2 separate regions of the Homo sapiens genome follow, and region 1 is linked to region 2. The links are chromatin loops, found by intact Hi-C in ENCODE. Cell type or tissue: heart right ventricle. All regions are shown on one strand. Links, peaks and the distances in the headings refer to the core of each region. The heading gives the core; the rest is flanking DNA. Region 1 overlaps PRKAR1B (protein kinase cAMP-dependent type I regulatory subunit beta). Region 2 overlaps DNAAF5 (dynein axonemal assembly factor 5).

The links. A loop is a pair of places that touch in the nucleus more often than their neighbours do. Peaks named below come from ENCODE experiments on the same cell type or tissue, not always from the same donor. Only the 100,000 strongest peaks of a DNase experiment are listed, where the experiment ranks them.
Region 1: a loop joins it to region 2, with 2.2 times the contacts of the local background. A loop is called at or near these places in 3 of 110 quality-filtered maps.

The regions. Positions count from the first base shown.
Region 1 is chr7:642,941-659,800 of GRCh38, forward strand. All of the region lies in intron 4 of PRKAR1B (protein kinase cAMP-dependent type I regulatory subunit beta), which reads right to left. Among named protein-coding and RNA genes, the nearest start is that of PRKAR1B-AS1, 49 kb to the left of the region's middle. RefSeq lists an enhancer at 8,399-9,598. In heart right ventricle, for the core only: no CTCF peak of the experiment used is centred there; a DNase peak (open chromatin) is centred at 7,871; H3K27ac peaks cover 1,842 bases.
Region 2 is chr7:770,902-779,174 of GRCh38, forward strand. It overlaps DNAAF5 (dynein axonemal assembly factor 5), which reads left to right. Exons shown (of 13, transcript NM_017802.4): 10 at 3,147-3,297; 11 at 4,105-4,261. Among named protein-coding and RNA genes, the nearest start is that of PRKAR1B, 48 kb to the left of the region's middle. In heart right ventricle, for the core only: a CTCF peak has its summit at 3,797 (motif pointing left); DNase peaks (open chromatin) are centred at 570 and 3,757; H3K27ac peaks cover 1,152 bases.

The DNA.
Region 1 (16,860 bases), core at 4,240-12,239, 120 kb before region 2:
CCACTCTGAGCCTCAGTTTCCCCTTCTGTAAAGGATGGATGGTGCTAACCCCGCACTTCACTGGGATGTGGAGTAGTACCTGGAATTCTGTGTACGGCAGAGCCTGGCACATAGCCGGTATTCCATCAAGTGCTGAGCACATTGGCCGTTGGTATGAATGCTATAATTACCTTGAAAATAATCAGACTCTGCCATTGCAAAAGAGAAAGACAACAGTCTTTAATTTTAAACTTCCTGATACTATATTCAGTCACTCTTTCATGCCATCTTCAAACTGCATTGGCATGACAATTTACATTTACAATTTTGGATGAGAAATACCGCAAGATTTACTCACACCTTCCACCTCCCAGGACACACTTTAAAACCATGAGCTTAGGCAGCGCGAGGCACGGGGAATCCCTAAAGGAATAAGACCTGGACCCTGCGTCCTTCAGGGAGGAAAGCGTGAGAACAACTGGACGATCCTTCGCAGCTCACTCATAAAAAGTCATAGCTTTGGACAGGCACAGTGGCTCATGCCTGTAATCCCAGCACTTTGGGAGGCCGAGGCAGGCAGATCACCAGAGGTTGGGAGTTCGAGACCAGTCTGACCAACATGAAGAAACCCAGTCTCTAATAAAAATACAAAATTAGCTGGGCATGGTGGCGCAGGCCTGTAATCCCAGCTACTCGGGAGGCTGAGGCAGGAGAATCACTTGAACTGGGGAGGTGGAGGTTGCAGTGAGCCAAGATTGCGCCACTGCACTCCAGCCTGGGCGACAGAGCGAGACTCCATCTTGAAAAAAAAAAAAGTCGCAGCTTCCTGGAATACCAGCTATTAAAGCCCAGAGCTGCCAGGCAGGAGGTCTGTCAGCTGAGGCGGCCATGTTGTGAGGGAGCTCAAGCCCCCGTGAGGCCTTACACAGATGCACAGGGTTCAGGGTGCCCAGTGGCACCTCCATATTATCCAACCCCCAGCCACTCCCGTCGCCCCAAGTCACACCAGCCTTTCCAGCTGAGGTCCCAGACATCGCGGGGCAGGGACAAGCCATCCACACTGTGCCATTCGAATTCCCACCCACAAACCCGTGAGCATGATGAAATGCCGGCTGCCCAGTGCTACGAAGCTAGGGGCGGCTGCTACACGGCCCACTACACTAAGCCCTAAGTCTTCATCTTGCAGACAAACAGAGGTGCTAAGTCACGGGCCACATGCACCCCCTCCTGTGCCCTCACCTACACAGGCAGGCAGCACAGGGCACCGACAGGCGGGATGTTCAACCTGCGTCAGGATGAACCCTCATATTATAGAATGACTCCCCTGTTCAAGGCATCGTTGAAATGTCCGTGATGCTCTTAAAATCCTGCTGGAATCACTCACTCCCGGCTCCTGCTCCACCCCACACTGTGAGGAGCTGGAGGTACACAATGAGGTGGGGAAACTGAGGCGCGCACATTCGGAACGGGGTTTTGCTCCTCCTTGGGTGTGCAGAGGCTGAGGGGGGTCTCCACGGGAAGCCCTCTCTGCCTGCAGGCTCTTGCATCAGGAGGGAAGCCCCACTCGGACGCCATCCCGGGGTCCAGCATCCCTCCGAGGGCCCACCCTCCACTCCCCGCTGCCAGGGAGCCCTCCCAGCACTGAGGGGGCACCAGTCTGGCCATGCGAGTGCCCACAACTGGAAGGAAGCAATGCAGGGCCGTTCTCAGCCTCAGCAGCTGAGCGTCCACCCCCAGGCCTCCGGACAGGGAGACTTTCAACCCACCAGGGCCTGGGTGGCTGGACCACAGCCCAGCAAAGGGCAAACCCCAGCTCTCCCTCCCAGAGGGCAGGCACCAGGGCCAGACCCTTCCCCCAGACACCTCCCATAGCCTTCCAGGGAAGCGGGCCCCAAAGAGGCTGGACCGGGCAGTGCCGTCGGCCAAAGGGTCCCGTGTGCTGCAGAGCTGAGTCCTGGGCCTGCTCAGAGGCCGCCCAGGCCACCCCGTCTCACGATGGGGAGATGTGAGACCCTGAAAAGGTGACCCAAGACAAGCCTCTTCTCCGCAATGAGCCGTCTCTTCAGCCTCTATAAATAAGGCGCAGTGTGGACGAGTGAGGGCAAAGGGCCCCGTGATTCACTGCAGATCCCTGATTTAGAAATCCGGAAGAGAAATCTGGCAGGGATGCCTCCTCCACCACATCCTCCCCTCACACCCCTCGCGGAGGCCAGAGAGGGCAGCACCCACCCAAGGTCACTCGGCAGGCAGCAGGCACAGCATGAGAACCCGGCCTGCAGCACCCAAGTCCGGTCCTCTCCCTCCTACAGAAAGGAGCAGAGAGAGCCGAAGACGCGGCAGGAGGGATCCAGGTACAGGCGAGACCCAGGTGTTTCTGAGCCAGGCTGCAATGCTTCTAAGATCTCACCTATGCAGATTTCTTAGAAGAAAGATCAATCTCACTCAGTCTACTTGGGCGCAGTGGCTCAAGCCTGTAATCCCAGCACTTTGGGAGGCCGAGGCAGGAGGATTGCTTGAGCCCAGGGGTTCAAGACCAGCCCAAGCAACATAGCAAGACCCTGTCTCTACTAAAAATAAAAATAATTAGCCGGGTGTGATGGCGAGCCCCTGTGGTCCCAGCTACTCAGGAGGCTAAGATGGGAGGATCACTCAAGCCTGGGAGGTCAAGACTCAAAGCCAGTCCCACAGCCGTCACGGACAGGCTGTTTCTCTGAAGCTGTTCAGGGAATAAAGTCTGGGAGGGCCTGGGAGGCAGTGAGACGAGTTCCAAGCCCTCCAGCCTCCAGGCCTGTGTTCCAGTGCCCTGGGGAGAGGCCTGGGGCTCCCAGGGGACCCTGGGATCCCGGATGTGCGTCTACTGGGAGGGGACCGTGAGGTCAGCATGCGGGGGTGCTCCCTGAGCCCCAGGGAGTACAGGCAGGTTGCCGTCCACTCGCCAGTCAGACCCCTCTGGGGCTCTGTGGCCCAGCCCCGATCTGGTCCCTGTTTTCAGAGCAGTGATGCCAGGGTACCCGGAAAGGGCAGGAGCTGACAGCAAAGTCCAAGTGTGCACCTGACCCCACGAGGCCCACAGCTGAGATTCCGGCTCCTTCGTCACCAACATGTTGCTCAGTAACCCCAACTGCACGCTATTTTTTTTTTTAAGAGGCAGAGTCTTGCTCTGCCTCCCAGGTTGAAGTGCAGTGGTGCAATCATAGCTCACTGAAACCTCAACCTCCTGGGCTCAAGCAATCCTCCTACCTCGGCCTCCCAAGTAGCTGGGACCACAGGTGCACCACCATGCTCAGCTGATTTTTGAATCTACTGTAGAGACAGGGTCTTCCTATGTTCCCCAGGCTGGTCTCAAACTCCTGGATTCAAGCGATCCTCCCGCCTTGGTCTCCCAAAGTGCTGGGATTACAGGCGTGAGCCACCGCGCCTGGCCTGAGTGCTACGTTTTAAGAGAACAATTTCAGTGATTCTAGAAGGACGGTGCATAAATTCTAAACCTGGGGAAATCCAAATTCATGAACTTTTCTGCTTCTGCAATTCCAAGTGCCAAGCAGCTCGATGGTGGGGCAGGAAGACACAGAAAATGGTTCCTCCTTCTTCTTGGCCCCGAGCTAATGACAGCTCTGGAGTAACTGAAAGAAGAGCGGAGCTCGTTTCCTAATGGGGCTGCGTGCAGAATCATGGCTATTTCCACACAATTAAACCTTGTTTCCCATAAAAACATCACTTAGAAATGGCTTCACGCTTCTCCCTCTGAACCCCTGAACTCACAATGAGATGCATGAAATCACACGATGATGAAATGGCTCAGAGTGCTCAGCATCCTACGACGGGGCCGCTACTGCACAGGTAATTAAGACTAAGCCATGTTAACCAAACTAAATTAAAACCAAGATTTAAATGCTTAAATTGGCCATCCGCCCGATCATAACAGGAAGAGGGTCCAAATCCAAAAAGGCCATTAGCTGAGCTCACACCCGGCAGGATCACAGGCGAAGGGCCCTGGGCTGAGGGCGGCAGCGGTACACCTGGCAGGGAGCCGGGGGCCCTGGCAGGGGTGACACTGCCCCCCACTCCTGGCCCAGGCTGCTCAGCTTCCACAAAAGTGAAACACCAAAGGGGCCACCCAGAGGTGGGGAAGAAAGGGGCATGGGACGCAACATGGCCGGCCAGAGCCACACAGCCGACCACCTGTCCCCTCTCTCCCACGTCCTACAGGGCGCCCAAACTCTTGTGGCCAAAACCAGCCTGCCTGCCCACCTCCTCCGGGGTTGGGGGCACCAGCAACCCCCAACCTGCGGATCAGCCTTCCTCACTCCCGTTCTCACCCTCCCATGTCAGGTCCTCAGCAAAACCCGTTGGTCTAACCAAGGGCCATCACCCAGTCTGTCCACTGTCCCGTCTCCAGCCCACCCAAGCCAGCATCACCTGTGGCTGGGACAACTCTCCTGGCCTCTCCTGCTGCCCCGTAGCCTCCTCGTCCTCTCCCATCCATGCCCCCTCTATGATCCCAACACCCCCCAGCAGCTCCCACTCCGTCCGGTCTTTAATCCCATAACCATGAATAACCACCCATTTGCTATCCAAAGAGTTTTCTTAAAACACGTACCTCCAGGCCAGGCGCGGTGGCTCATGCCTGTAATCCCAGCACTTTGGGGGGCCGAGACAAGTGGATCACAAGGTCAGGAGATCGAGACCATCCTGGCTAACACAGTGAAACCCCGTCTCTACTAAAAATACAAAAAATTAGCCGGGCGAGGTGGCAGGCGCCTGTAGTCCCAGCTACTCAGGAGGCTGAGGCAGGAGAATGGCATGAACCTGGGGGGGCAGAGCCTGCAGTGAGCCGAGATCGCACCACTGCACTCCAGCCTGGGCAACAACGAGACTTCGTCTCCAAAAAAAAAAAAAAAAAAAAAAAAAACCTCCTCGCATGTTGTTTTTCAGTTAGCACCTAAAATGCTTCATTATGGCCGGGCATGGTGGCTCACACCTGTAATCCGGTGCTTTGAGACGCTGCTTGAGGCCAGAAGTTTGCGACCAGCTCGAGCAACACATCAAGACCCCAGCTCTACAAAAAATTTAAAAATTAGCCGGGTGTGGTGGTGCGCACCTGTGGTCCCAGGTACTTGGGAGGCTGAGGTGGGAGGATTGCTTGAGGCTGGGAGGTTGAGGCTGCAGTGAGCTATGATCACACCACTGAACTCCAGCCTGGGCCACATATCGAGACTCTACCTCCAAAATTAAAAAAAAAAAAATCTTAAACTACGTACCTCTTCACTTGTTTTTAAGTTAGCATCTATAATGTTTCATTACAAGTTTAGGTAGTTGCAAAAAGGAGTAATTTCTGGCCTATTGTGAAAGTTGGTATTTTAACTGCCCTTCTCTCTTTTAAACATAGCCAATGAAATATAAACCCATAGGCAGGGCATGGTGGCTCACGTCTGTCATCCCAGCACTGTGGGAGGCTGAGGCAGGCAGATCACCTGAGGTCAGGAGTTTGAGACCAGCCTGGCCAACATGGCAAAACTCCATCTCTACAAAAATACAAAAATTAGCTGGGCATGGTGGTGCGTGCCCGTAATCCCAGCTAGTCAGGAGGCTGAGGCGGGAGAATCACTTGAACCCAGGAGGCGGAGGTTGCAGTGAGCCGAGATCACGCCACCGCACTCCAGCCTGGACAACAGAGTGAGACTCCGTCTCAAAAAAACAAACAAACAAAAAAATTAGCCAGGCGTGGTGGCAGTGCCTGTAATCCCAGCTACTCAGGAAGCTGAGGCAGAAGAGTCACTTGAACCCAGAAGGCAGAGGTTGCAGTGAGCTAAGACTGCACCATTGCACTCCAGCCTGGGTGACAAGAGTAAGACTCCATCTGAAAAAATAAATAAATAAATAAATGAAATATAAACCCATAGGGATTGGACACTCACCAAAACAAGATATCACGGAGAAAATTTAAGAACTTTTAACATTTGGCCAGGCACGGTGGCTCACACCTGTAATCCCAGCACTTTGGGAGGCCGAGGCAGGTGGATCGCCTGAGGTCAGGGGTTCAAGGCCAGCCTAGCCAACCTGGTAAAACCTGGTCTCTGCTAAAAATACAAAAATTAGCCTGGCATGGTGGCGGGTACCTGTAATCTCAGCTACTCGGGAGGCTGAGGCAGGAGCATCATTTGAATCTGGGAGGTGGAGGTTGCAGTGAGCTGAGATCGTGCCACTGCACTCCAGCCTGGGTGACAGAGTGAGACTCCGTCTCAAAATAAATAAATAAATAAAAATTTAAAAGCTTTTAACATTTAGAATGTTTCCACTGCTCCTTTTCTCCTCGAATGAGTATTTCTAGCCCATTTCCCACAGAATTTATCCCAATGTAAAAATGTTTTAATTTAAAACGTATCTTAATATTTTTTGATCTCCCTATCATGCTTCCTTGTAAAAGACGCGTTGAATGTTTGGAATTATTTTCCCTGTGAACACAAGGTTATAAGCATCATATTTTTCTTCAGGATTTCTTTTTAGTGTTAGCAGACAGTTAACTAAACGTTTATACATTAACATTTTTGGTAAGTAATTATTCAATTGAAGAAGTAAAGCTATTTTCGAAATACATCATTTAGTGTGTTTTATATTTACACTGATTTATATGTAGCGCCTTATTTATTTATTTATTTATTTATTTTTATTTTTTGAGACAGGGTCTTGCTCTGTTGTCCAGGCTGGATTGCAGTGACGACCCTGGGTCACTGCAGCCTCCAACTCCCAGACCCAAGCGATCCTCCCATCTCAGCCTCCTGAATAGCTGCATGAGCCACCAGGCCTGGCTAATTTTTTGTTCTTTGCAGAGATTAGTGTCTTGCTATGTTGCCCAGGCTGCTCTCAAAGTCCTGGACTGAAGCGATCCCCCCATCTCAGCTTCCTGAGTAGCTGGGACCACAGGCAAGCACCACCACACCTGGCTAATTTTCTGTTTTTTTGTAGAGCTTGAGGTCTTGCTATGCTGCCCAGGCTATGTTCACGTGATCCTCCTGCCTCAGCCTCCTGAGTAGCTGCATGAGCCACCAGGCCCAGCTAATTTTTTTTTTTTTTTTTTGTAGAGATTAGGGTCTTGCTATGCGGCCCAGGCTGGTCTCAAACTCCTATGCTCAAGTGATCCTCCTGCCTCAGCCTCCTAGAGCTCTGGGATTACAGGCATCAGCCATCATGCCCAGCCTGTAGTGCCTTGTTTATAAGAAGCATCTGGCCATGCCGTTGTGAGGTGACTGCAATCTGTGCAGGCAGGACCCAGGTGTGTGAGTGAGTGTGCCTTCTCTGATGAAGAGGACAGGTGGCCTCAATGGCAGTTCTGAGAATGCAGACCTGGGACTGTGGACCCTGTCTGAGGGACCCTAGAGGGTCTGCATCCCAAGGGTCTGTGTGCCCTGCTGGAAAACCACAGCCCCCAGAGCCACTGCCACCCCAACTCAGCCCCTCCCTCCCTCCCTGCTCACTCCACCTGATCAGTTCCAACCACGAAAGGCTCTTTCCAGCCCTCCAGCCTTCACACCGGCTGCACCTCCGAACCTCCAGCTCTGGGCTGCAAACACCCCCTCCTCTGGGAGTCATTCCTGGCTCTGGTGCCCTCACCCACTGCCTGCCTGGTGCACTTCTGGCACAGCCTCCCGCCCCTGCACACGTCCCGCCATTGCCACCCGAACAGCGTGGGGCACCTGTGGAATGGAGGCGCAATGGCGGTGGGTGGGGGCTCTGCCTGGGGACAGCCCCTTTTCTGCCTTTGACTGCGCCAACTTCAAGGACAGAGGGAACAGGCCTGAAGCTCAGAGAGGTCATGTCATTTGCAAAGGTCACGTGGCCCACAGGCAGCTCAGAGACGTCACGTCATTTGCCAAGGTCACGTGGCCAGCAGGCAGCAGGCTGGGACCGAGCCCAGAGGCGTCTGAGGCAAAGCTGCTGCCTCCCTCCCTGCCCGTGCTGGCGGATGCCTGCGGGACTCATCCTGGAGCACCCCTGGCTCACCGGCCACCGAGAGCCCTGACTCAGCTTCTTCTGTGCAGCAAAACAGTCCTAAGCATCATCACCTCTCTGGACCAGGAAGCTCAGAGGCACAGAGGCTAGTCCAAGCCATTCAAGCCCTGCTGCCTTCTGGAAGCTTCCCCGGGTTCCTGCTTTGGTGCTGAAACTCCTTCAGGTCTGGAATTTGGGGGCTGCTCAAGAGCAGGTGCCAAATCTACTCTGCCCTGTCTCTGCCTCCTACAGGCACCCAGACAGGACCCAGCATACAGCCAGGCTCCTAGGGGCCTCTGGCCCTCAAGTCCGCAGGGACCTGCCATGAGGGGTGATTGCAAGGGGCAAACCAGGCTGTGCATGTAGCATGCCTATAGGGACGTGTGCCATGGAGGAAGCATGATCCATGTTGACTGACAAAGCCAGCCTGAAAATTCATACGAGTTCCATGTTCCTCGGAAAGGACCCCGAAACACATGATGCCTTACAGAGCTCTTCCACGAGGCTTTAGCAATCTCTGACTCCCAGGGCCCTGTGTTATTTATCACACAGACTTCACGTGTCAACAAAACACTCCCACTAGGAACCTGGGAAACCCCCTGTCAGAAGACAGTTCACACCCGTGCAGCGCTAGGAACCTGGGAAACCCCCTGTCAGAAGACAGTTCACACCCACACAGTGCTAGGAACCTGGGAAACCCCCTGTCAGAAGACAGTTCACACCCACACAGCGCTAGGAACCTGGGGAAACCCCTCTCGGAACACAGTTCACACCCACACAGCGCTAGGAACCTGGGGAAACCCCTCTCGGAAGACAGTTCACACCCACACGGAGCTAGGAACCTGGGGAAACCCCTCTCGGAACACAGTTCACACCCACACAGCGCTAGGAACCTGGGGAAACCCCTCTCGGAAGACAGTTCACACCCACACGGAGCTAGGAACCTGGGGAAACCCCTCTCGGAAGACAGTTCACACCCACACAACGCTAGGAACCTGGGGAAACCCCTCTCGGAACACAGTTCACACCCACACAGCGCTAGGAACCTGGGGAAACCCCTCTCGGAAGACAGTTCACACCCACACGGAGCTAGGAACCTGGGGAAACCCCTCTCGGAACACAGTTCACACCCACACAACGCTAGGAACCTGGGGAAACCCCTCTCGGAACACAGTTCACACCCACACAGCGCTAGGAACCTGGGGAAACCCCTCTCGGAAGACAGTTCACACCCACACAGTGCTAGGAACCTGGGAAAACCCCTCTCGGAACACAGTTCACACCCGCACAGCGCTAGGAACCTGGGGAAACCCCTCTCGGAACACAGTTCACACCCACACAGCGCTAGGAACCTGGGAAAACCCCTCTCGGAAGACAGTTCACACCCACGCAGCGCTAGGAACCTGGGGAAACCCCTCTCGGAACACAGTTCACACCCACACAGAGCTAGGAACCTGGGGAAACCCCTCTCGGAAGACAGTTCACACCCGTGCAGCACTAGGAACCTGGGGAAACCCCTCTCGGAAGACAGTTCACACCCACGCAGCGCTAGGAACCTGGGGAAACCCCTCTCGGAAGACAGTTCACACCCACACAGTGCTAGGAACCTGGGGAAACCCCTCTCGGAAGAAAGTTCATACCCACGCAGTGCTAGGAACCTGGGGAAACCCCTCTTGGAAGACAGTTCACGCTCACACAGGAGACTATTTTGTAAATCTGGAGGTTCTGCCCTAGGGACTGGCAGTCCAGGCTCACCATTTGTGATGTGGGAGTGTCTCGTTTTCCCAGCTTGCTGTCCAGGGTCGCTGGAAGGGATAGAGATTTGGAGCCAGAGACAATTCCCAACCCATTCAATAAGGATTTCTTGGCTCCAATAACTGGTACTCGGGTATTTTGGTTATTTATTGTTACATAACAAACCACCTCAAACAGAGTGCCTTGACAAAAAAATTCACTCTTCCTCATGGTTCTGTGGGTTGATGGGGCAGGCCTCCTCCCTCCCATGGTGTTGGCTGGGATGGCTGATTTCCACACAGGGTGGTTGGTGGTGGCCACCGGCCTGGCACTCAGGGATGCCACTGGCCAGGAGTCCCAGCTCCACCCCCAGGAGTCCCTCCACATGACTGCTTGGGCTTCCCCACTGCATGGTGGCTGGGCGCCAAGAAGGACCCGCTCCCAGTGGACAAGTGCTTCTCCAGCCTCTCCTGGCATCACACTTGCTAATGTACCATTGGCCAAACCCAGCCACACAGCCAGGCCCAGAGCCAACGCAGAAGGAACTACACAAGTGGGGAGCCAGGCCAGTGTCTGAGGCTCTTTGGGGGCCACCAATGTCAAGTACACCATAGGGAACCTTGGGGTGGGTTGAATTCAGGAATTCAACGAGGCCTTCAAAGACCCAGGTTCTGTCCATTTCTGTACTTTGCAGCAGCAGCCTCTTCCCAACACTGCCTCCCAAGCTTCCCATTCACCCACCTCATCGTTCAGAAGGAAAGTGAGGGCTGGCTTCCAGAAGTGTAGTTATCCCCAGGGAGCAAGGTCCCTTTCCCAGAAGCCTTTAGTAAACTCTCTTTGCTTCTCATGGGACCACTGCTAAGCAAGGCCACCTGGCCACTGGACAGGGGCCTCAGGAACTGTCCTGAGCTGGTTGGCTTAGTCTTGGGTTACCTGATCCAGTCACAGTCGTTGATGGATGGACTCATCCAGAATGGGCTAAAATAAGGGCTACTCCAAAAGCTCATGGTAGATTCAATCCCCTCCCAAACCACATGGTGCTACATAGCTGGGGAGGGGTGGGAATAATGGAGAATCAACTCCAACATCCATTGCAGATGATTTCTAGGAAAGCACAACAAGAGGCCAAATGGGTTATATACACTTAATGTGGTGTTATAACTAGTGCTCATCACCCTTATTACCATGATAATTATCATCATCACTATCACCATCATCACCAACATCACCATCATCACCTTCATCACCATCACTACCATCATCACCATCACCTTCACCATCACCACCACTATCTTCATCTCCATCACCATCATCACCATCATCATCCCTTCATGATCATCATCATTGCCGTCTTCATCACCATCTCTATCTTCACCACCGTCACCATCATCATCACCATCCTTATCACTTCACAATCACCATCTTCATCACCATCACCATCTTCATCACGATCCTCACCATCCTCCTCACCATCTTCATCACCATCACCATCATCACCATCATTTCTTCACAATCACTATCATTGCCATCTTCATCACCATCACCATCTTCACCACTATCACCATCATTATCACCATCTTCATCACCATCATCACCATCCTCATCACCATCATCACCATCCTCATCACCATCTTCACCACCATCACCATCATCACCATCTTTATCACCATCATCACCATCCTCATCACTATCCTCATCACCATCTTCATCTCCATCACTGTCATTACCATCATCATTTCTTCACAATAACTATCATTGCCATCTTCATCACCATCACCATCTTCACTACTATCACCATCATCATCACCATCTTCATCACTACCATCACCAAATCACCATCTTCATCCCCTCACTATCACCATCACTGCTATCTTCATCACCATCATCACCATCCTTATCACCTTCACCATCACCATCATCACCATTTACATCACCATCACCATCTTCACCACCTTCACCATCACCATCATCACCATCCTCATCACCTTCATCATCACCATCATTGCCATTTTCATCACCATCAATATCTTCACCATCACCATCCTCATCACCTTCACCATCACCATCATCACCATCTACATCATCACCATCCTCATCACCGTCACCACCATTCTTATCACCTTCACCATCACCATCTTCATCACCATCACTATCACCATTTTTATCACCATTACCATCAACTTTAACATCACCACCATCATCACCACCAACACTCATTATCACCATCACCACCATCAACATCATTGTTATCATTGCCGTTGCCTCCAAGGAATCTCATAACCAAGAGAGGAGCCCAGCACTGGAAACAAACCTCATAGCTGAACCATCTCAGGCTAGACAGGGCCCCTTTCTTTAGAATCAACTAACCACTTACCACTGCCAGTGGTACTGCCCTGATCCCAGAAATCAGCATCTCCTGCCTGGAATTAGCAAAACAACCTCTTAACTGGGTTTTCCACTTCTGCCCTTGTCCCCCTACCTTCTATTCTTAGTGGAGAGCCAGACAGACCCTGCTAAATAAAACATGTAAGAGCCGACATGCTATGCCTTCTAGGGCCTCCCATCTCAGAATAAAAGCCAAAGTCCTTGCAGTGACCCAGAATGCCCTACAAGATCTGGCGCCTCTTCCTCTGTGTTTTCATCACCTGTCAATGGCCTCTTCCCAGGCTCTGCTCTGGCTTCACTGGCCTCCTTGTTAATTCTTGGACAACCAGGCATGCCCCTGACCACAGGGCCTTTGCACCTGCCCTCCTGCTGCCGGCAATGCTCTTTCCCCAGATAAATTCCTGGTTCACTTCCTCTTTCCCCCAGGTATTTCCTCAATCTTCCCTTCTCAGCATGGCTTTTCCAGGCCCCCCTCCAAAACTGCATCCCCATCCCCTGCATCATCTTGTGTTTCTTTTTGGCACTTCTTACTGCCTCATCCTATATTCTAACAATTTATTTCATTTACTCATTGTCTCTTCCATTAGAAAAGAGTTGAGTAAAGCCAGGTATGGTAGGGGTGGTCTGTGTTGCGCATCTTGTATCTGCAGCCCCTCGGGCAGGGCCTGGCCTGAAGGAGATCCTCACTAAACATTTGTTGAATGAATGAGTGAGTGTAGCTTCCATCCTAGTGGAGCACCTCCAACTGCCACATATGATTCAGAGTTGGTTCCCTGATTGATGAGAGCATGCCCCAAGTGAGTCTCTCCAACCTCAGTTACCCTCTGGGTGAAACAGAGCAAATGACGCCCCTACTTCCTGGGTCCATTGGGGAGTTACATGAGACAGCATGTGAGGCTGCTCTCTGGGATACAAGGTCTGCCCCCGCGTAAGTGGTTGGGTTTCTCACTGAGTCAGAAAAATCCATTTATGAGCCTTTGAAAGACAAAGATCCACCTCCACCTCCCCAGAAAGTCATTTTCTCCTTGGGCTCTCCTCCCACTTGTGTCTACATCTGTGAGCACGATTTCCAGCACTGGGCACAGAGGAGATCCAACCAGGATTTACTGGATGGGTGAATGAATGGATGGGTGCCTGAGTGAATGTGTGGAGGGGTGAATGAATGAATGGAAAAATGAATGAATGGATAAATGAGTGACTGAATGGATGGATAAATAGGTGAATTAGTGGATGGGTGGGTGAATGCATGGATGGATGAATGAGTGGATACATGAGCTAATGAATGAATGAATGGGTGAATGAATGGATGATGCATGGGTGAATGTATGGATGCATGAATGAATGGATGACTGACTAGATGAATAGATGAAGAAATGAATGTATGAATGGATAGATAAATGAATGGATAAGTGGGTGAATGAATGAGTGGATAAATGAGTGAATGGATGACTGGATGGATGTATGAGTGAATGTGTGGATGGATGACTAAATGTATGGATAAGGGGGGAATTAATGGATGAGTGAGGGAATGGATGGATGGATGGATGGATGAATGAATGGATAAATGGAACAAAGGAATGGATGCATAAGTGAATGCGTAGATGAATGAATGAATGAGTGAATGGATGAATAAGTGGGTGAATGAATTAATGGATTCATGAGTGAATGGATGGATAAATGGGTGAACAAATGAGTGGATGGATGTGTAAATGCATGGATGGATGAATGAATGAATGGATAAATGTCTGAACAAAGGAATGGATGCATGAGTGAATGTGTGGATAGATGAATGAATGAGTGGATGCATGAGTCAATGTGTGGATGGGTGAATGAATGAATGGGTGAACAGATGAATGGATGCATGAGTGAATGCATGGATGGACGGACGGATGGATGAATGAATGAATGAGTGAACGAATGAATGGATGCATGAGTGAATGCATGGATGGACGGACGGATGGATGAATGGATGGATGGATGGACGGATGGATGGATGAATGAATGAATGAGTGAATAAATGAATGGATGCATGAGTGAATGCATGGATGGGTGAATGAATGAAAGGATGCATGAGTGAATGCATGGATGGATGGATGGATAGATGGATGAATGAATGAATGAATGAGTGAACAAATGAATGGATGCATGAGTGAATGTGTGGATGGGTGAATGAAGGAATTGATGCATGAGTGAATGTGTGCATGGATGGATAAATGAATGGATGGATGAATGGACGGACGGATGGATGGATGGATGGATGGATGGATGGATGGATGAATGAATGAGTGAACAAATGAATGGATGCATGAGTGAATGTGTGGATGGGTGAATGAAGGAATTGATGCATGAATGAATGTGTGCATGGATGGATGGATGGATGGATGGATGGATGAATGAATGAATGGGTGAATGATTCATGCTGACCTCTTCTCCCTCAATACCCCATATTTAGACTCAATTAACTCAGAGGACTTCGTGTCTCTGGTCAAGAAGTAAGAAGGCATTTTTTCACCGTTAGAAAATACAAAGCTATGGGGGTGGTGGACAGGAATGAGGGGCAGTACCCAGCGGCGCCAGGGGCTGAGGCGCCGTTTTGGGCAGTCTGAATATTTGGACATAGCAGCCGACAGGACACCCTGTCCTTCCACAGCTGTTCCTGGGAGTCAAAGCACATCTTTGTTTGTGGGACTCTTAGCAACTGTTGCTTTTTTTGAAGGACAAGCATGAACCAGCTGTCACCACACAAGACGTAAAGCAGAAAATGTCGAGTCTTCAGCAACAGGCTTGTAAAACAAGAAGAAAATAATTGTCTGGGCTCAGGGGCGCTTTCATTTCTTCTCACAGCCTCCACCTCCTCATGAACCAGCGAGGCTTGCGTAATTCCCACTGAGCCCAGCTTTGCAGCAGCAGAAAGAAGCTCAGAAGCAGACCCACCTTCTAAAGAGGCTCCCAATTAAATGCAGAGAGAAATGCAAACCCGACAAGCAAGGCCCACGTCAGAAACACAGGCCGAGACAGCAGCTCCGTGAGCCAGCATATGGACGGCGAATGTGCTACCCCAACCTCACCTATCCACAGTGATGTGATTATGAAGACAAGAAACTAGATCAAAAATTAGCAACTTGGCGGGGTCCGGTGGCTCACACCTGTAATCCCAGCACTTTGAGATGCCAAGGAGGGAGCACTGCTTGAGGACAGGAGTTCAAGACCAGCCTGGGCAACACAGCGAGACCCCCATCTCTACAAAAAAAATTAAAAATTAGCCAGGCATGGTGGTGCACACCTGTAGTTCCAGCTACTAGGAGGCTGAGGCAGGAGGATCACTGGAGCCCATGAGGTGGGGGCTGCTGTGATTTATGACTGCACCACTGTGCTCCAGCCTGGGCAATAGAGTGAGACCTTGTCTCAGAAAAAAACAAAGTTAGCATCTTACACTGAAATATTCACAGACAAAATGATCTGATGGCTGAGGTTTGCTTCAAAATAGATCAGGGTCGGGAGAAAGTGGGAGGGAAGAGAGATGAGAGCAGCCTGAACATGACCTTGTGCTATGGAAGCCGGCGGCTCACGAAAGCCACTCTTCTTTCATATACTTTTGAAGTTTTCCACGATAAAATGTTTTTTGTTTTTTGGGTTTTTTTGAGATAGAGTCTTACTCTGTTGCCCAGGCTGGAGTGCAGTGGTGCATTCTCAGCTCACTGCAACCTCCACCTCCCTGGTTCAAGTGATTCTCCTGCCTCAGCCTCCTGAGTAGCTGGGACTACAGGCACCCACCATCATGCCAGGCTAATTTTTGTATTTTTAGTAGAGACAGGGTTTTGTCATGTTGGACAGGCTGGTCTCAAACTCCTGGCCTCAAGTGATCCACCCACCTCAGCCTCCCAAAATGCTGGGGTTATAGACATGAGCCACCGTGCCTGGCCTAATGTTTTTAAAAAAATATTATCTCGCAGTCATTTGTAAGCTAAGAAAGAGTCACCAACATGGGTCTCATGACACCAGGCAAATAAAAACCTCACACACACAGCACAGACACTCTGCGGAGATGTGCAGGACGGCTCACAAACCATGAGGATGACACAATCCTAAGACGCTGGTCTCTACCAAAACTGCATCCCCACCCCCTGCACCACCTTGTGTTTCTTTTCAGCACGTCTCACTGCCTCATCCTATATTCTAACAATTTATTTCATTTACTTATAGTCTCTTCCATTAGAAAAAAGCTCAGTAAAGCCAGGTACGGTAGGGGGTGGTCTGTGTTGCGCATGCAGTATCTTCAACCCCTCGGGCGGGGTCTGGCCTGAAGGAGATGCTCACTAAACACCTGTTGAATGAATGAGTGAGTATAGCTTCCATCCTAGTGGAGCACTTCCAACTGCCACATATGATTCAGCCCACAGGCACCGAAGTGACCACGAAAGGGGGAGAGGAGGGCACCCACATGGTGGCCGCACACGCCGTCCCGAGCCGGAATATTCTGCGCATGCAGGCAGCTGTGAGGAAGGGAGCTGGGAGCCAATGGGGAGAGGAGAAACAACAACACTGGTGAGGCAAGAAGACGACGGCTGCAAAAACCAGCCCAGGGAGGAAACCCCAGGCCGCGACCATGGACACCGGCAGGACAGCAAGAGGCTGCTTCCTCCACAGCTCTGCACGTCCAGACGCATGGGCCTTGTGAGGGCTTTTGTTTTTGTTTTTGTTTTTGAGACGGAGTCTCGCTCTGTCGCCCAGTGCAGTGGCGCGATCTCGGCTCACTGCAGTCTCCACCTCCCG
Region 2 (8,273 bases), core at 274-8,273:
TGTGCAGTGACCCCTGAGCTTAACTGGCCTGGAAGCAGCTAGTCCATCCTCACTGGGTAAACACAAGCTCTCGGCAGGGAATGCACAGAGAAGCACTAAGTCAAAGTCATCTCCGTGTGGTCATTAAAATTCCAGTGAATGAAAAAGTTTTAGGGAACATTAACTGTTAATGGCTTATGTATTAGCTGTTCTCTGTTTTAAAAGCCTTTGGGCACTTTTCAAACCTAACAAACAACTGATTGAATTTCTATTGATGGTCAAAGTGGTAAAAATACCTCTTTGTTATCTAAGACAACTTTTAGGTGGCATTAAGACCCCGAGGGTCTAGGGCCTCCAGGTGTACGGCTTTGAAGTAAGGGCAAGAAGCATGGGTGCCCTCTAGGAGCACTGGGAGGGACAGTGGAGGAAGAGGCCCCGCCCGGGTGCCACTGCTGAGGCAGCTCTTAGGGCCCTGCCACTTACTTTGCTCAGAGCAAAAGGTGCCGTCAGCTGGGTCCTACCCCCGCCTGTGCGGCTGGATCTGGGCTGCGTCAGCACCGGGACCCGCCCCAGCAGCACATCTGTCAAAGCGGAAAGCAGTTCACACACCAGAGCCTCATGTGGAAAGAGTCCAGGCGCTCAGACTTTTCTCCTTCATGACCCTCATCTCTGCTCTCGGGCCTCAGCCCGCCTGTCGTACTGCAGGAAATTTTGTTTCCTGCTTGTCTTCAAAGACTTCAGGGCTTAGAACGGACCATAGAAAGATATGAACCGAGAGCCGTGGCAGCTGTCCAGCTTGCAGGCTGATATTTGTGTAGATGCCATGCAGATAACACAGCAGGGTCCAGGCCCTTCCCTCTGGAACTCACACTCGGCTGTATTTTGGGAGGAACCGCTGGGCAGGTTCTGCCCAGGAACAGTTAACTCTGCAGAGCACAGTTTCCACATCTGGGCTGAGTTCCCAAAGAAAGTGCGCCTAACAACGTCTTGTGGAAGGCGGTTGGCGTCAAGAGAAGTAAAGTGTTCAGATGGCAGTGATTTTAATGAACTTACTAGCTATTTTAATAGGAAAGATTTTTTTTTTTATCCGTTTGGTTTTTATTTTTAGAATCATGAAATAGCAAGTTGGCTCTGCTGAAGTAGAAATGGTGGGCGGGGAGTCGCCACTGACCATCGTCTGCGCAGAGCACCTTCCTGCTGACCGCAGCTGTGAGCGCCGGCTGTACGCAGGTCCCTGCTGTGCGGGTGCCCAAGAGGGCTGAGGGCTGCGTCTGCCATGGTGTCTCCACCTTGGACACCATGAATCATGAGAGGTTCTCAGGGCTGCCTCCCACAGGCTTTCTGTGTCTTACCTGGGACACTCGGGACTAGTTGTGTTTAGGTTTTCTTAAAATTCTGTAGTAATTGCATTGTAGAGCATCCCTAATCCGAACTTCAGAAATCCAAAATGCTCCAGTGAGTATTTCATTTGAGCATCATGTCAGTGCTCAGATATGGTCAGACCCTGGAGCACTTTGCATTCTGAAGTGAAGGATGCTCAGCCTGCGTCTGACAGAAGCTCCAGAGAAGTGGCTGCGAGTTCAGGGCAAGAGGCTCCTGGCTTTGAGGCTGCACCGTTTCTGGAAGTCAAGCCCCACAGTGGACCTCGAGTCCCTCTGTGAATAGGAATGTGCTCGGGCAGGGAACCCGGAGCACCAGCCGCTGGGCCCCTCGTTCCCCGGCTCTGCAGCGTCTTCGGGTCCTGTGGGTCTGGCTGTGCCCAGCCCTGCTGCCCGTGGACTATAGTGTCTTGGGGTCCTGCAGGCCTGGCTGTACCCGGCCCCAGTGCATGGTGGCAAGTGCCTGTGATCCCAGCTACTCAGGAGGCTGAGGCAGGAGAATCACTTGAACCTGGGAGGCAGAGGTTGCAGTGAGCGGAGATTGCGCCATTTCACTCCAGCCTGGGCAGCAAGAGCGAGACTTTGTCTCAAAAAAAAGGAACGTGCCTCATTCAGTGGTTCGATGGTGGTTCTGATCAATGCCCAGAAGTTCTGATGGAGCTTCTGTCAGACACAGGCTGAGTATCCTTCACCCCAAAATTAAAAAAAAAAAAAAAAAAATTTAAAAAAACCTAAGCACTCCTAGGTGGCGCCCGTGTGGCACGCCTGGCCCACACTTGGACCCCACACCCTGAAGGCCAGGACTTCCAGGCCATTTCATGTGGTGACCATGGAGCAGGCGCTGGGTTCGTTCATTCCAGAGAGCCCTCTTGCAAGTCACGGTGCCGAAAATGGCAGCTCTGCTTAAAAACGAACCCACGCCAGAAACCTCGCGGAATGCGTGTAAATCACACCACACCAACGTCACTTTCCACATCTGCTCATCTACCTGGCTGGTCCCAACATGGCCCCTGCCAGGAGCAAGCCGGTGGCGCCTCCAGAAGAGGAAGGGACGCTGTGCAGGCTTCACGGACGCTGGAGGGCTGCGGGCTGTGGAGCTGGTCTTGGAGACCAGAGCCACCTTTGAAACATACCGTGGTGTTGGGATGTCACTAATGAGTGTGTCATTTTGCTTTGAGTTTGTCTTGGTGGCACTTTGACCTGACTGGTCACCATCAGGACGAAGTCGCCGACAGGGTGGGAACTGCCCGTCTCTCTGAGCTGTGGCCCTTGGGTCCCCGGACCGCGCCTGTGGCCCTCCCATCCCGCCTCTGTGAAGCCGCAGCGACTGTCCTTGCTGGACAGAGGGTTCTGTGGCTGGAGAGACTTGGCCTTTTTCTGGGGGAGGGATGCAGATGGGAAAGGGGCTCACTGGGTGCTGCCGACACCACCGCACCTGCCCTAGCCCAGGCGTCACTCAGGCCTCCTTTTGAAGCTAGGAGCGGCGAGGGGCTGAAAGTGCACCCTCGGCCCAGGGCCTCTGGCTCGCCTCTGGAGAACAGGACCTACGCGGGCCGCAGGAGAGGCCAGGGGCACAGGCACCCCTGTCTCCCCGGTAGGGTTGGGCCTGGAGGAACCTCCCAATTCGCACTGAGAAGCAGCTCCTGAGAGGAGGAGGGGCCTCGTGTTTTGGGGTCGAGTTCGTTTTCCTGTTTGGCTCCCCCCTCAGCCCCATTCATCCCTAGTCTGAAACGTTTCTTCCGAGCACCTGTCCGGTCTCCTCATCCACCCTCTCCGTTCCGGTTCCAGGCAGTTTCCCAGCTACCTCGAGACGGTGACAAAGGACATCCTGGCCCCCAATCTGCAGTGGCATGCGGGGAGGACAGCCGCGGCCATCCGCACGGCTGCCGTGTCCTGCCTCTGGGCGCTCACCAGCAGCGAGGTCCTGTCGGCAGAGCAGGTACGGGGCTCCCTGCGTGCTCGGTGGACACCGGCCGGGGACTGCGCAGGCTTCCTGGCGCCCGGCAGAGCTCCCGCAGCAGGAACTTGGGCAGGCAGCAGCTGCACCTCCACCTGGGGCCCGTACCCCAAGAGGCTCTCCCCACACTGGCGGCGGAAGGGCAGGAGCCGGCGGCCGGGCTGCGGTTCAGACAGCAGGCGGGAGAGCGGGAGCCAGGCCGCGGGCCCAGCCAGCCCGGTCGTGCTGCGGGTTTTGCAGCCGCTCATGAGCGTGCGGTTTCTCGGTTTCCGGCCCAATGCTGGCTGCAAGACCAGGAGTCGAATCCCAGGATCCAGGCCAGAGGACGGGCCTGGGCTTTCCGCATCGTTTCTATGAACACCTCCGGCTGGTACCAGGTGTCAGAAAACAGACACTGATGCCCGCCCGCGTCCTGGTCGCCGCCCGGCGGGAAGGCGCTGCCCTGGGCGCCCGTGCAGCATCAGCGCCACCTCCTGGTGCACGCGGGGTGGTGCGGTCGGTGCTCCAGCCGAAAGCCCCACGTCCTTGGGGCCCAGGCGAGCCATTACCCTGGTTTAGGGTTAGTGCCTCACCTAGGAGTTGTGAACAGTGTGCGTATTTTCTAAAAATCAAGTAAGCAAGTTAAAAATTGCTCAAAATCTAAATTTTACAATGAAGATTCAAGCCTACTTTTTAGGTAAAGCTTTCAAGCCCCCTAAGTCCTTCCAGGCAGGAGTGCACGGATGGTGAGCACCCCCACCCCACCCCAGGACAGATGTGAGTCACGTCGTATGTGTTTGCTGATTGCAGATACGGGACGTGCAGGAAACACTGATGCCCCAGGTCCTGACCACCCTGGAGGAGGATTCGAAGATGACGCGACTGATCTCATGCCGTATTATCAACACGTTCTTAAAAACCTCGGGCGGCATGACGGATCCAGAGAAACTCATCAGGATTTATCCTGGTAGGACATTTCTGTTGTTCACAGCCTGTGTATATGCAGTCAGCCCTCCGTGTCCCTGGGTTCCGTTTGCATCCATGGAGTCACCCAAACTCAGATCAAAACTATCTCGGGCTGGGTGTGGTGGTTCACACCTTTAATTCCAGCACTTTAGGCAGGAGGGTTGCTTGAGCCCAGGAATTTGAGACCAGCCTGGGCAACATAGCCATACCCCGATCTCAACAAAAAATTTAAAAATTAGCCAGGGCTGGTGGCACACACCTGTAGTCCCAGCTACTCAGGAAGCTGAGGCAGGAGGATCGCTTGAGCCCAGCCTGGGCAACAGACCAAAACCTTGTCTTTAAAAGTAGGGGTGTGTGTGTGTGTGTGTGTGTGTGTGTATGGCTACATATATACATGTTTGTGCATTTATACATACAAATACAAATTTGTACTTACATTTGCATATATAAATATGTATGTATTGGGGGGCAGAATTCCACAGTTCCAAAAAGCAAAGCTTGAATTTGTTGGGCACCAAGTACAACGTTGAACCCGCATGAAGAAAGCATCATGTACACATTGCATTCGGCCTTAAAACAACATTGGACCCTCGTGAAGGAAGCGTCGTGTGGACGTTGCGTTCTGCCTTAAAACAACGTTGAACCCACGTGAAGGAAGCGTCGTGTGGATGTTACATTTAGCGTTAAACGTAATCTAGAGACAGTTTAAGGTGTGCCGGAAGATGTGTGTGGGTCATGTGCAAATACTATGCCTTTTTTTATCAGAGACTTGAGCATTTGAGGATTTTGGTATCCTAGAGGAGGAGGATTCCTGGAACCAAACCCCACAGATACCAAGGGACGACTGTATTTAAGTTTGATGGTGGCTTGTTTTATAGAAAAAAAGCAGAAAACGTGGCCGGGCACGGTGGCTCACGCCTGTAATCCCAGCACTTTGGGAGGCTGAGGCAGGTGGATCACAAAGTCAAGAGATAGAAACCATCCTGGCCAAAATGGTGACCCTGTCTCTACTAAAAATAAAAAAATTAGCTGGACATGGTGGTGCGCGCCTGTAGTTCCAGCTACTCAGGAGGCTGAGGCAAGAGAATCGCTTCAACTCAGGAGGTGGAGGTTGCAGTGAGCCAAGATCGCACCATTGCACTCCAGCCTGGGTGACAGAGCCAGACTCCATCTCAAAAAAAAAAGAAAATAGAAAATGCTCATCTTTGACTTCTGTTCAAGTTGGTACTATGAGAACAAACAGCAATGACAGATGAAATACCACAAATTAAACGGCACAGCAAGAAGCAAGGCAGAGGTCTCCAAACCAGCACTGGGTGGGGGTGACAAGGCTCAGCTTCCACGCGGCCGGGAAGGGGGACCTCAGGGTGGGGCGGCTGGAGCTGCCTGTGGGGAGACGGGGCCGGGCCACCCTGCAGCAGGACCAGGGGCACAGCCTCAGTGTCGCCGCCTCCTGGAGCCCAAACCCCAGACCAACCCCAGGTGAGAGCAAGCACTGGGGAGGGGAATGGGGTGGTTGGCTTGAAGCCCCCGAAAAGCAGCAGCACTGAACAGAGTCATGAATTCAGAGAGCCCCTCACTCAGGGCAGCCTGCACACAAACCCCTCAGGACAGGGCCCCCGCCACCCAGGCCATGGGCCAGTACCTGTCCGGGTCCTGTTAGGAACCAGACTGCACAGCAGGAGGTGAGAGGTGGGCAAGCGAAACTTCATCTGTGTTTACGGCTGCTCCCCATCTTTTGCATTACCACCTGAGCTCTGCCTCCTGTCAGATCGGCAACGGCATTAGATTCTCATAGGAGCACAAATCCTATTGTGAACTGTGCACGCGAGGGATCCAAGCTGACGCTCCTTATGAAACTAATGCCTGATGATCCGTCACTGTCTCCCATCGTCCCCACATGGGACCGTCTAGTTGCAGGAAAACAAGCTCAGGCCCCCACTGATTCTACAGGATGATGAGTTGTAGAATTATCTCATTATATGTTACAATGTAGTCATAGAAATAACGTGTACAATAAACGTAACGCACGTGACTCATCCTGAAACCATCTCACCCCCTGGTCCATGGAAAATTGTCTTCCATGAAACCAGCCCCTGGTGCCAAAAAGGTTGGGGACTGCTACCTCAGAACACCGAAGACCCGGCGCTAAGGGCAGCCTCGCACCCAGCCCGGGAAGGAAGTGCCGATAATAGAACCACCTCAAAGTTACCTTTATTGAGGCGTGTTTAAGATCCTCAAAAAGCTAAAAGAACAACATCCACTAAAAAACAAGTTGAGAAACAAGAAGACAAGCAGGAATAAAGAACAGATGGAAACGGAAGCGATCGCTGGGAAGTCCGGAGTGACACGGAATGGTGTGCTGGCACTACTTTGAGGAAAGGAGTTACCCAGCGAGGGAGAAAGGGGATGGGGTGGGCGGGAAGCGGCCACTCAGGCGTTCCTGATTAGCTCTACTTAATGTGATTATCTATATTTTGTGTATTTATGCCAGAAATGTTTAGCAGTTTTTAAAAGATGGTTCTTGCTAATTCCCGGAAATGAATGGAGTCATCGGAACTTCACACTCTGTGTACTGGGTCAACTCTAGACTGAATGTGGCTGAAAACAAAGTTAGTGACGTGAAAGCCAGGAATGTGGAATTCCTCAAGATCACGAGACAGAGAGGGGTGCAAGGCCTGGAGTGGGCGAAGGACACGGGACGGGGAGGGACGCGGGGCCTGGAGCGGGCAGAGGACACGGGATGGAGAGAGGTGCCGAGTGGGCCGAGAGGCTCCCGGGCTTTTCTGAATCCCAGGAGAAGAGAATGGAGGAGAGATGGTGCCTCAGAATCTTCCAGAACTGGAGACAGACATGAATTTTCAGATTCACAGTACACACGGCGCTGGGCAGAAAAACCGCCGCCTGCTGAACTCTGAGGTCCGGGGGCCTTTGTCACTCATTCTCTCACCTTTGCTTTTCTGTTTTTATTCTTTAGTAACAAACATCCTGTTCCCACTGACTCTGGAACAAGTTCAGTCCATGCGATTGTTGGGAATTCACTCACTTTTTAAAACAGGAGCTGGCGGAAAGGCTGCACGCGTTTGGGCATCTGAGCGCATTTGGGCATCTGGGCCACGGCCCCCTGTTTATTTTCACTACAAAAGGTTCCTTGAGAGGCCCCTTGCCTATTAGTGCCAGCTCTGGGCTTCCCAGGGTGAAGTGTTGGATGAATCATGGCCTCCTTGGTGGGGAAGGAAGGATGTCCTGAGTTGGGAGCACAGACATCCAGGCCTCCCAGGACAGACAGACACAAACATGAACAGCAGACAGGCCAGCGTGAGCCGATTCTGCCTGGCTTAGTCGTGCATGAAAGGAACCCTAAACTGGTACAAAAGTGGACCTGCAGGCCATCCAGGGAGTGACCATCGTAAAAACACAATAGCCAGTGCCACTCTGTGTACTTCCATAGTCGACCGCGCCAGCAGGAGGCCTCGGAGGATCCTGTCCGGGCCCATAGATGTTTGCTAGCGGGACAAGCTTGGGTGAGTTGAGCATCTGACTCCGTCCTTCCTCCTGAGACACGTGCAGCGAGGGCACCCACTGTGCAGCGAGGGCTCCCGCCGTGCAGTGAGCATACCCCCTGTGCAGTGAGGGCACCTGCCGTGCAGTGAGCATACCCCCCATGCAGCAAAAGCACCCCCCATGCAGCGAGGGCTCCCGCTGTGCAGTGAGCATACCCGCTGTGCAGTGAGGGCACCTGCCGTGCAGGGCTGCTTCAGGGTTTGGCACCATAATGCCTGGATGTGCTCCGTGGCTTCCTCCTTGGTGCCTGTGTTTGGTGGCTGGAAGGCCCAGCACCCTCAGGGCCCAGAACCCTCAGGGAAGTGCCTGGGCATCTGCCAGGAATTAACCCACTGGGTCCCACTTGTCTCAAAGCCTGGCTTGGTAGGATGGCCTGAACTTTGGATGTTTTTCATGCCTTTCGTTACATAGGATCCTCTTGCTGAGGGTGGATCATGCCCTCCACATTG